Regions from separate parts of the Homo sapiens genome. Here regions 2 and 3 are each linked to region 1. Evidence: chromatin contacts called from ENCODE Hi-C or POLR2A ChIA-PET data. All regions are on one chromosome and are shown on one strand. The core of a region is the stretch at or near the end of the contact, and the rest is flanking DNA. Distances in the headings are between cores, read along the strand shown. Region 1 holds the start of SMIM2-AS1 (SMIM2 antisense RNA 1). Region 2 has its middle 17 kb from the start of MIR8079. Region 3 holds the start of NRAD1 (non-coding RNA in the aldehyde dehydrogenase 1A pathway).

Region 1 (3,411 bases), core at 459-2,958:
ACTGAAACTTCATTTCTATTATATTCTGGAAATTTGGGGATCTGAGATCTAGCAATGTACTCATTTTAAGAAATTACCTTACAGGAAAAATGTTGAGAAATTCCCTGGAGTGTTCCTAAACCAGCTTTGCTGAGGTGTGGGGTTTGGACTCCACTTTTAGTGAGGGCCTGCTGTGTGCTCACCACCATGCCTGGCAGCTTCTGCTGTCATCTCGTTTCACCCTTTGAAAAGTCTAGAAGGAGAGCAGGTATTGTCAGGCCCATTGTGAAGAAATTAAAAGCAAGACTCAAAGAAGCTGTAAGGTGCCTAGGATCATAAGACCAGTAAGCGTGGGTGAGGCCAAGGCTTGGCCTGGATCTCTTACCTCCACTCCTTATTGCTTGTCACATTGTGTACCGATGTCTGGGTATTTTCCCAGCCTGCCATTGATCTTAGAAGGAAAATTCTGCACTGGTGCTGCTCCAAGAGATACAGAGGATGCATTGATCTAACCCAATGTGTTATGTGGTTGATTTCTAAGGTGAAGTGAAATCAGTTCCAAAAAGGTTTGAAGAGATCAGCGCTGTCCATCCAGGGTTAAGACCCTATGTGTACCTTCCCTGGAATTCCATATTTATTGGTGATGCTATTTCTGTCTCAGAAAAGTCCCCCTAATTTCCAAAGTGGCTTACAAATAATAGGTTCTAGATCATCTTGAAAAAATTGGTCAGGTGATTGTGTATAAGAAAGAGGACAATTTTATATCACAAAAAGGAAAATGCACCAACATTTATATGTTTGCATTCAACTGTATGTTGTGCACAGTTGTGTGTGTGTTGGGGTTGGAAGAGTAAGTGTCATGGAAACTGAACGATGCTGGGAAATACATCCTAATTACTCAGGACCATATGTTTTTTATAAACAAGCAAACAAGAGTCATGGATTCAACTATAATGGATAAAAATCTCTCAAGTTAAAAACAATACAAGGAAGTAAAGTAGAATAGCACAGTACAGTAGTTAAGCATGAAGTAGTTAAGCTTGAAGCCAGTTGCCTGAGTTTATAACCCAGTCTGCTAATTACTAGTTGTGTGACATTTGATAGGTCAGTCACTTAAAAACAAAATAAAACAAAACAAACAAATCCTCTGTTCAATATTCCCCTCTATAAAGTGGACACAATAATAATAAGTATGCATAAGGATGTTGCGAAGGTTAGATGAGAAAGTGCAAATGAAATGTCTGATACTTCATAGAAGTGTGTTATAAAAGAGAAAAATATATATACGATTTTTGAACTCCTTGTAATAGAATAATATATTTCTCAGGTTCAAGAAGTTGGGAAAGAGTTAATCACAACAGAATTGTCACCATGCTAAGAGAGAGAGCAAGTGATTTTACTACTAGAAGCCAGTATGAACCCAATAACACAGTATGGGGAAGAGAACATCTAACCAATGCATAATAATTAGGATATTGTTGAGAACCGAGCCCTCCGAGCTTCTACATGCCTTTAACAATTAGTAGGTCAATGACCTTGCTCAGTGGATCTCCACTCATATGGGAGGCACCAGCAAAATGAAGAAAAACCCGCAGACGCTCTTGTAGGAAATGCAATTAAAGTGGAAAGGCCTAAAATAACATTTCCATTGTGCCCCTCACTTACATTGGAGAGTCAGGGCCAGACTGGGAGGCTGGCAGGGAAACAGCTTGGCACTGCAGGCCACCTGGGGTCCATTTGCCAACAGGACTTGTGGCTAACATCCTTTGATAACAAATTTCCCAGAGTCACAGGGCTCTTTTAGATCACCATGATTCCGGGTCACAAGACGGATGGGAAGCCACAGAGCCCCGGGTCCTTTCCGTGAAGTTAAATATTACACCATCCATAATGAAACATCTTTGTATCTCCTCGTGGCCACAATTACTTAGTCACTGATTATACAATAAACTCTTCAGAAATAATTCACAAAGATGAGAAATCAAACCCCACCCTTTTATGTTCTGAGGCATGAACCAGCTCCACCTCTTGAGAGAGGGAGGTAAAGCCTGTTGCACATCTTCAGCCCATGGTATTTTCCGGCAAATGTGGAAGACCCTCAATATTGGAAGGTGATCTGCAGTTCCACAGGGAGACAGTACAATGGGTGCCTGCCTGGGAATGGCAGTGCCTGGCTTCAGATACGATTTCAACCGATCAGCTGTATAGCACTGGGCAAATTACTTAATTTCCTAGGCATCTCAGTTTCCTTATTCACCAAATGGCAGTAATAATTGCACCTACTTCATAAGGTTGTTGGACCTGGCACACTGTAGTTGCTAAATAACCGTCAACTATAATGCCCATTCTCCTGAGTCGTTCACCTTTTCGATAGCCTAGCAAAAAGTTCTTTGAAAAAATGACAACTACCAAACAAAAGGCATATTTCATATAGACAAAATAACTCACATTGTCTCTTACACATGATAGGGACCTTGCCCATGATTGTGGCCCTTACATAATCTGGATAACCATTTGGGTTTTTATTGCTATGTGGTGCTTCTTCTGCAAATGGTATTGTCCTTTGTGAAACCCACTGCTTTTACCTTATCATTGGCAAATACTTTTGGGGTTTACTCGAAATGTATTCACTGGCATGGGGAGTATGGATGAGGTCCCTCCTTCATGGAACTTAGATTCTGGTTAGGTAAGGGGTAACAATAAAGCTTAAGAAGTTTTAGGATCCCAAACTCAGAGTTCAAGGGGCTCATGTGTGAGGAACTCTAGGGGGAGGAAGAAAAGAAGTAAAGTTTAAGCTCAAAATTGAAGGCGGCTGAGAGTTTTGCTTGAGAAAGTGCCCCAGGTGGGTGGAAGAATGTGGTTCCAATACCTAAAAGGAAAAGAAGCTTGGAGTTGAGAGGAGCCGAGGCCTTCCACCCACCTGCAGCAATGTCAGGCGGTAAGAGGATGATGGTCAGGCTGACCTAGGCTTGGAGACCACATCAAAGGGTCAGGCTTGATCCCAAAAGTATCAAGGAATCACGGAAGGGTTTCACACTGGGAGTGAAATGGTCTGACCTGAGGTGAGGCTGGATCATCTTGGCTGCTCTGTGAGGCAGGAGAGAATGTGGGGATCCTGGTGGGAGGCTGTGGCTGTCAAGTCGGCACAAGTGCACCATCTTTTAATGATTCTGGCCCAGACTTGGGTGGTTTGGAGGTAAAGAGGTAGATAGATTTGAGAAACATTTAAACATTTGGCTTAAAACTAAAGCTAGCCCTCCCTGCCCCACAAATCAGGATAAGTAGCAACATTAACCTATAGTCGGCCCTTCTGCTACCAACACCCAGGACGTTTTTAGTTTGGAAAAAGAAGGGACCTGGTATCTAAAGTGCAGCTTGGGGGTTTTCTACTGAGGTCAATGACCTGCACTGCTCTGCCTGACCCATTGCCAC
Region 2 (3,411 bases), core at 347-2,846, 100 kb before region 1:
CTGATGAGAACTATAGTGAACTCACGGGCTCTCTCTTGCAGGCCGGAACTTCCCTCACAGGTGTACTCAGCATTTTTGGTTGAAGCTAAAGAGTCACAATTTGCCATCACATCTGTTTTCTCCTGCATGGCTGGCCAGGCTCTGGGTTTCCAGAGCAGCCCACTGCAGTGTACAAATGTTATCACGTTCTTTGTCATTGTTCAGAAAAGATGGAAATACTACTAAGGTTAGAAGTCATCAAAGCTTCTTGAATTGAAACATGAACAGGACCAGCTATATTACTTGCCAGCCCCAGTGCAAAATAAAAATGCAGGCCTTTGTTCAGAAATCATTAGACATTTCAAAATGCAATAGCAAGGCATAAACCAGCTGAGGGGTCCTTCTAAGCAGGGGTCTTATGTAACTTCACACCCATGAGGCTGACTCTGGCCATGAAAGAAGGATTTGCTTGCAAATCAAAACCATAGTGTGATACCATCTTACTCCTGCAAGAATGGGCCATAATCAAAAAATAAAAAAATAATAGATGTTGGTGTGGATGCGGTGAACAGGGAACACTTCTACACTGCTGGGGGGAATGTAAACTAGTACAACCACTATGGAAAACAGTGTGGAGATTCCTTAAAGAACCAAAGGTAGAACTACCATTTGATCCAGCAATCCTCACTACTGAGTGTTTACCCAGAGGAAAAGAAGTCATTCATTATACAAAAAAGATACTTGCACATGCATGTTTATAGCAGCACAATTCACAATTGCAAAAATGTAGAAGCAAACTGTATACCCATCAATCAACGAGTGGCTAAAGAAACTGTGGCACATATATATATATATGTATATGATGGAATACTACTCAGCCATAAAAAGGAATGAATTAATGGTATTTGCAGCAACCTGGATGGGATTGGAAACTATTATTCTAAGTGAAGTAACTCAAGAATGGAAAACCAAGCATCATATGTTCTCACTCATAAGTGGGAGCTAAACTATGAGGATGCAAAGGCATAAGAATAACACAATAGAGTTTGGGGACTCAGGGGAAAAGGGCGGGAAGGGAGTGAGGGATAAAAGATTACAATTCGGGTTCAGTGTATACTGTTTGGGTGTTGGATGCACCCAAATCTCACAAATCATCACTGAAGAACTTACTCATGTAACCAGATACCACTTGTCCCCCTAAAACTTACAGAAATAAAAAAAATAAGAAAAGAAAGATTTGCTGAAGATGAATATGAAGGTTTTGAATGGGTGGGGGTATGTTAGGGGGTCAGGTGGAAGGCTACTGCAATAATCCAGGAAGGCAGAGGTGAGGAGTCTCTTGGCTAAGATAGCTTTTTGGGAGATCAAAGGGAGGAAAAAGACGAACCTAAGGGATGATACATGCTCAGAGCCGGGGGGATGCTTCTGGGTCTTTCCAGGCTTAGAGCAGAGGGAGGCATCAGGAGGGCCCCCCGAGGAATCCAGGAGACTATTCGTGTGTTACTGACATCGTACTGGGAGTTGCATCAGGCAGGAATGACTAGAATTCAGCAGAGATGAGAGTTACTGCAGGCATTTTACTCCACAAAGGAATCACGTACAGATACCAGATTGTTGCCTAACAACTTTATGGCTTTAGAGAGGAATATGGATGTAAAAGGCAGTGGGAGAGAAGTCAAATCCTCAGATGCTCCCAGGGGCCCGGTGGTTGCCTGAATGTGTGAGGATGAGGAGCAGGTGGACTGTGACACAATCCTGGCTGTCCAAAAGTGACAGCCACTGGACAGCTCCAGCCTGTCATGGTTACATGAGAACACAGGGGCAGGGTATCCAGAGCTTCAGATTTTTAAAGCGAAGCCAAAGATTAAGAACTATGAAACCTCTCCCAATTTTTAACTGTTGGCAAGTAAGTTAGATTTTTTAAAATAAATACAGTAAGCCACAGCAAACATATCCGTAAGCCAGATCTGGCTCGTGGGACTCAGGTTACAATCTTGGTACAGGATTCTGTGAATAGAGCTGGGGCCGAGTTCCAATCCTGCCTCCACCTCTTAACTAGCTGTAGTCCTCAGGCAGAGGCTTTCTAAGCCTCATTTTTCTGTAGAATGGGAATAATTGCAGTATCTACCTCTCAGGGTAGTGGTGAGGGTTCAATGGCATCTTCTAGGTAAAGCACTGAAGCCAACATCTTCATACAGAAGTTAAATAAATGTTGGCTGTCACTGTTCTTACCCATTTACTGCATGCCCAGTTCCTCACGTGTGCACTTTATATATTCCACTTTATTTTATGCTCACAGTCGCCCTGTCCCAAAGGCTTTATTATAGAATACCTATTTCCCAGAGGTGGGTTAGAAATGAGGGGTATAGACAATAACCTCACTTGCTTCATATCATTCTCTATGTGTGAGCAAGAATTCAAATCTTGTTATTTCTGTCTCCGAAGGTGTTGCTTTCTAAACAGTATCTCTTACCCTGTATTGCCTCTAGTATTTCCTACTGGAGGTTTCTAGAAAGAATGTTCTAACAAATGGTATTTTTCAAAGAAAATTTTAATAACAAAGCAAACTCCAAAAAGAAAAAAAGGGCTCCTCCCCGCCCCACATACTGAAGTGTGCATGCACACGTGCGCGCACACACCCAGCCACCCACATACACACATATGCACGCGTACACACATGCGTGCTCAAAGCAAGCATAAGAAAAGCTGCCAGTACATTTTCCCCTATCTGATGGACTGTTAAATAACACTGTTTCGGGGAATACATTATCCTTTGTGTTTTCCCAATCCCACGGGACAATTATTGCATTTTTATTCCGCCTCAAAGGTGAAGGAGTTGACAGTATAATGAATAAGGGACCTTCGTACAGGCCCTGAGGCGACAGATTAACAGGTAGGACCCTAATGCCTTTATTGAGCAGACAAACTCCCTTGGGTCCACTCAAGAGTGGTGACAGGTGTCAGAGCCAGGCGTGGGGCCTTAGGGCCTCTGTGTCCTGAAAGGCAATTAGATATTTGCTCAGTGGCCTACACTTCATGTATATGCTCTAGTCGTGCAAACTGATCATTCCATCTCCCTCTTTTACTCAGGGGCTTTAGACTCTAGAGCCCTCTGCCCAGGATCTTCCCGCAATCAACATTTCTTTTCTTAACAAAAAAAGAAAAGACTTGCATTATTAGTAAGTCTGAAACTAGCAGGAATTTTAACTTGTTCCTGAAACAAATTCTAGGGCATTCGAATTGAGAGTGGAATTAGGGTAGGGGTGGGGGGAGATCCCAGCTGGGCAAGCCAGAATGATGAAATTCATGGCAAACAGCTTTGTTTGATTCTTTTGACTATGGCCAAGCCAGTAGGGCTGAGAGCATGATGTTCTCAGTAACAGCCTTGACAATAACATGATTTGTTTCTCTTCCAAAGCCGAAAATGGCATC
Region 3 (3,411 bases), core at 468-2,967, 88 kb after region 1:
TCTGAAATTATAATGTACCCCACTGTGTATACACAGGTATCAGCTACAAGTACAGAGGTCTGCAGACAGGCTTTCCTTCATTAGGAGAAACTGGAGGAAGCAGGAACACAGTTGATTATGCTCTTTAAAATAAAAAAAATCAAAAAGCAATTTCATTTTCATATTAAATTTTTCAGATATATAAGGTACAACACAATATGGAATGAAAGTTGAAGAAATGTGCCTAACTAGAATGTGATCATTCACATTTCAACCATTACCAGCCAGTGCTACTGCAAGAAGACCAAGTCTGCTTTCTTTCCCCTCCTTGAGCACTTTTGAGTTATCCCCTGTGCTTTTTGATTACAGACAAGTCCCAGATCTTTATCCTGTTTATGGCACCTCCAGGAGCCCTGCATGAAATTTCCTCCACTGCTTCCTCTCCTGTCCCTCTTTCCAGAAGGCTTCTGAAGGTTTCATTTTGTTGCCCGTTCAGTCTCAAGTAGTCCCCATCACTGACTCAAGTTTTCTATCATTTCATCACTGAGCTCTGATAGTGAGTAATGAGGCATAAGACAAGATACTACAACCAACACAACAGTTTAGCTCAGGAAAGAAGTTGCATCTTGTCAAAGTTTTGAGGGAAGGAGAATAGAGTCCTGTAAACTAAAATCCCAGTGATGGCCTAATAGTGTTTCTACCTTTGTGAGATGTCACACAGCCAGTATCCTTGACAGCTCATCCTCTTCTGAAGGAGAGCTGTTTACCCATCTCTTGGGAAGGTTCAAACTTTTTTTTTTTTTTCCTATTCTGCAATCTCTCCTTTTCAAGGTCAGACACAGAGGGAGAAGAATGAGACCTGGTCAAAAACATCTCTTTCCTCCTGACTTCTCACCCTTGATCATTTTCTTCCAGTTAAGAAAGTTACCTTTCTAGCTCACTGAACACATTCAATGGCTTCCCCCCTTCCTCCTTGAACAACAATTACAGCAAGCATAGAACCAGTTCACTTCATGCCAATTTTGTGACTCAAAAAGGGCACTCTTCTTATTTTTGTTACTTCGAAAATATTTGAGTCTGTGGGAAATGTCTTGGAGGACTTGCTTTTATTATTTCCTTGCACATGGCATTCTCAGTGCCTAGCCTCCTCTCACATTTAGGTGACCATTAGGGTCCATGCACAGTCTGTAACAACAACACTTCATAGCTGCCTTTTCTCTTTCCTGACTTCCATTAAGCAGAGTTATTTAAATTGTTTAGTTTTGTTTCTAACCATAAGAAAATACAGTCATGAAGGCAAAAGTGCTCATGATTCTTGGCTGTGCTCCCCTCCAGTCAGTGGCAGAGAACATCCATAGTCCCCCAACTCCCACTCAGGCTCCCAGCTGAGGTGAGCAAACATACCTGATCATGGTGGAAAATCCAAAAACAGGGACAAAAAAGCATTCCTGACCCAGGAGCAGAGTCTTCATGGTGTTACTGATCACTCACATCACCCCTCCAGCCTGTGCCCTGCTGGGCTCTGGGTCTGAATCTTCACAACTTTATGTCTTGGCTCTCAACACTGTGTCTCAGGGCTTGGTCTGGTCAATCTTTGCCTATAGTTCAAGTCATAAACTGGTTACCACATAACCTTCCTTTTACCCCAAATGTTGCATAAGATGAAGATGAAACTATGCATGTGGTCATAACCTGGCACCCACAAGTGAGGTTCATGTCAGTGAAACTTTTGAAGAATGAGAAAGTGGTTGCGTAGGGCAGTGGGTAGCAGGTAAGGCAGTAGCACCAATGACTTCCGTAAACAAATAGCAAATTCCATCCTTCCAGGCTTGGCAAATAGCAATCTCATTCTTTTTTCCTTAGGTAAACATTTAAAAGTAAAATATCTGGAACCAGACACTGGACAAAGAGACATTTGTTTTCTTTTTCTTTTTAAAAATAATCAAATAAGAAAAATTATTAACAGAAAAGAGATTGAGCATAAATGCCCAATATCATAAAAAAGATTTGTACTTAATACACATCTAAAATAAAGTTAAAGTGTCCTAAAAACATTTAGCATTTCAAACTAAGATATTTGCAGGAAGTGTAAGAAACTAACAAACAGTTTTTTTTTTTAATCCTCTAATGCAAAATTCCTTTTGTTGTTTGCTCGTAAGATCAAATTGCCCCTTTTTGGCACAGATGGGATGATATTTTAAACTGAACTGAATCAAATAAAAGATGCTGGTGGTTTCTTCCTCTTTAGGGTGTAGACCAGCCAAGGCCCTGCCAGGCCTTGGGTCTTCCCAGTGTCACCTAGCGTCATTTCCTGACCACGGAGCAGGCACTATGAAGGGACACAGTATTACTTTGATATCTTTGTTTCAGAGCTTCCAGGGCACAAGCTTTCATTTGAGTTTCTGGTTGGCAAGTTCCCAGAAATATGATCTTTTAGCCAATATAACCAACCTCAATGTTGTCCCAAAGGATTCTAAAATAGATGTTAGCCAATCAGGTTTGTAACTAGTACAAGTTTCCCACCAACCCTTCTTCTTGAACCGTAGCTCTTTCTGGAAAGCAAGCAATTACTACTGAGAAATTATTTGTTTCAAACCCATGAGCAGAGTGCAGAAACAGTATTTTGAATAGGATGCCAGTCTTCTGATGTTTGTTCAATCATTAACATACTACGTTTTCTGGATTGAATAGCTGAAGTTTACCTAGAAAGACGGGGAAGAGGATTTTGAACCAGAAACACAGATTAGAGAATTTGACTGATTGTTTAATTTTTCAGATGACATTCAGAAAGTTTAGGATTATTAAATCTGGCCTGAGCTAAAGTTTTTCTTTCAGTATCTGGGAGGAAACGTTTTGCTAAGCAAATTAAGAGTATAATAAAATTATATAGTCCATTTTAACCTATTAAAAAGAATAAGGTAAAACTATCTTCTTTTTATGTTTTATTTCTATAGATCATTGCTTTGTTTTATAGTGAAAACAATTTTATTTCACATAGTGATTCGTGTAACTTTTTTATATGATAGCAAGAGAATGAAAGAGTATGTTTAGAGATACTCGAAATTGAGTGGCAGAAGATTTTGTTTCAACATCTCACTTCTTGATCTAGCTCCATATTTTAAAATTAATTTTTGTTATATTCAGTCAGTATTGATATAATTATATTATGATTGTAGGTAATTTGATGAAAAATAGCATCAAATCTAATAGGACTAGGAATGACTACATTACAGCATATTATGTCTTTGAATCAGCAGTACTATATCAAACTACTTTTTCTTTACATTAATTACTGTCTTCTTTTCACAGTCCAGCTGAAATAATTTCCTTTTTGGGAAGCCAAAAGGCGAAGCAGAATTGTTTCTCAATTTAAGCAGCAGGACATTTCATATTCAAGGTGTAAGATGTGAGGAGAGAACCAGGTGAGATGGG

What was found. Hi-C counts contacts between places; a loop is a spot of excess contacts on that map. ChIA-PET counts read pairs that join two places held with the same protein, here RNA polymerase II (POLR2A). Pooled maps may share reads with other maps.
Region 2: a loop to region 1 is called in a map of Caco-2, with 7 times the contacts of the local background. The contact joins the enhancer-like site here to the promoter of SMIM2-AS1 in region 1. A Hi-C loop is called at or near these places in 1 of 168 maps with a recorded cell type or tissue (Caco-2). POLR2A ChIA-PET finds 5 or more read pairs at or near these places in 1 of 52 experiments (H1).
Region 3: a map of PC-9 shows a loop between it and region 1 (23-fold over the local background). The contact joins the promoter of NRAD1 here to the promoter of SMIM2-AS1 in region 1. A Hi-C loop is called at or near these places in 1 of 168 maps with a recorded cell type or tissue (PC-9) and 1 of 50 pooled maps. POLR2A ChIA-PET finds 5 or more read pairs at or near these places in 1 of 52 experiments (OCI-LY7).

What each region holds. Positions count from the first base shown.
Region 1 is chr13:44,108,846-44,112,256 of GRCh38, reverse strand. It overlaps SMIM2-AS1 (SMIM2 antisense RNA 1), which reads right to left and starts at 1,708. Exons shown (of 5, transcript NR_104065.1): 1 at 1,645-1,708. All of the region lies in intron 2 of LINC00390 (long intergenic non-protein coding RNA 390), which reads left to right.
Region 2 is chr13:44,211,401-44,214,811 of GRCh38, reverse strand. No RefSeq gene overlaps it. Among named protein-coding and RNA genes, the nearest start is that of MIR8079, 17 kb to the right of the region's middle. Within about 2 kb of position 1,596, at least 5 of the 41 ENCODE cell types and tissues checked have a DNase peak (open chromatin) inside an H3K27ac peak, as active enhancers do.
Region 3 is chr13:44,020,641-44,024,051 of GRCh38, reverse strand. NRAD1 (non-coding RNA in the aldehyde dehydrogenase 1A pathway) reads right to left here and starts at 1,717. Exons shown (of 3, transcript NR_026955.1): 1 at 1,384-1,717.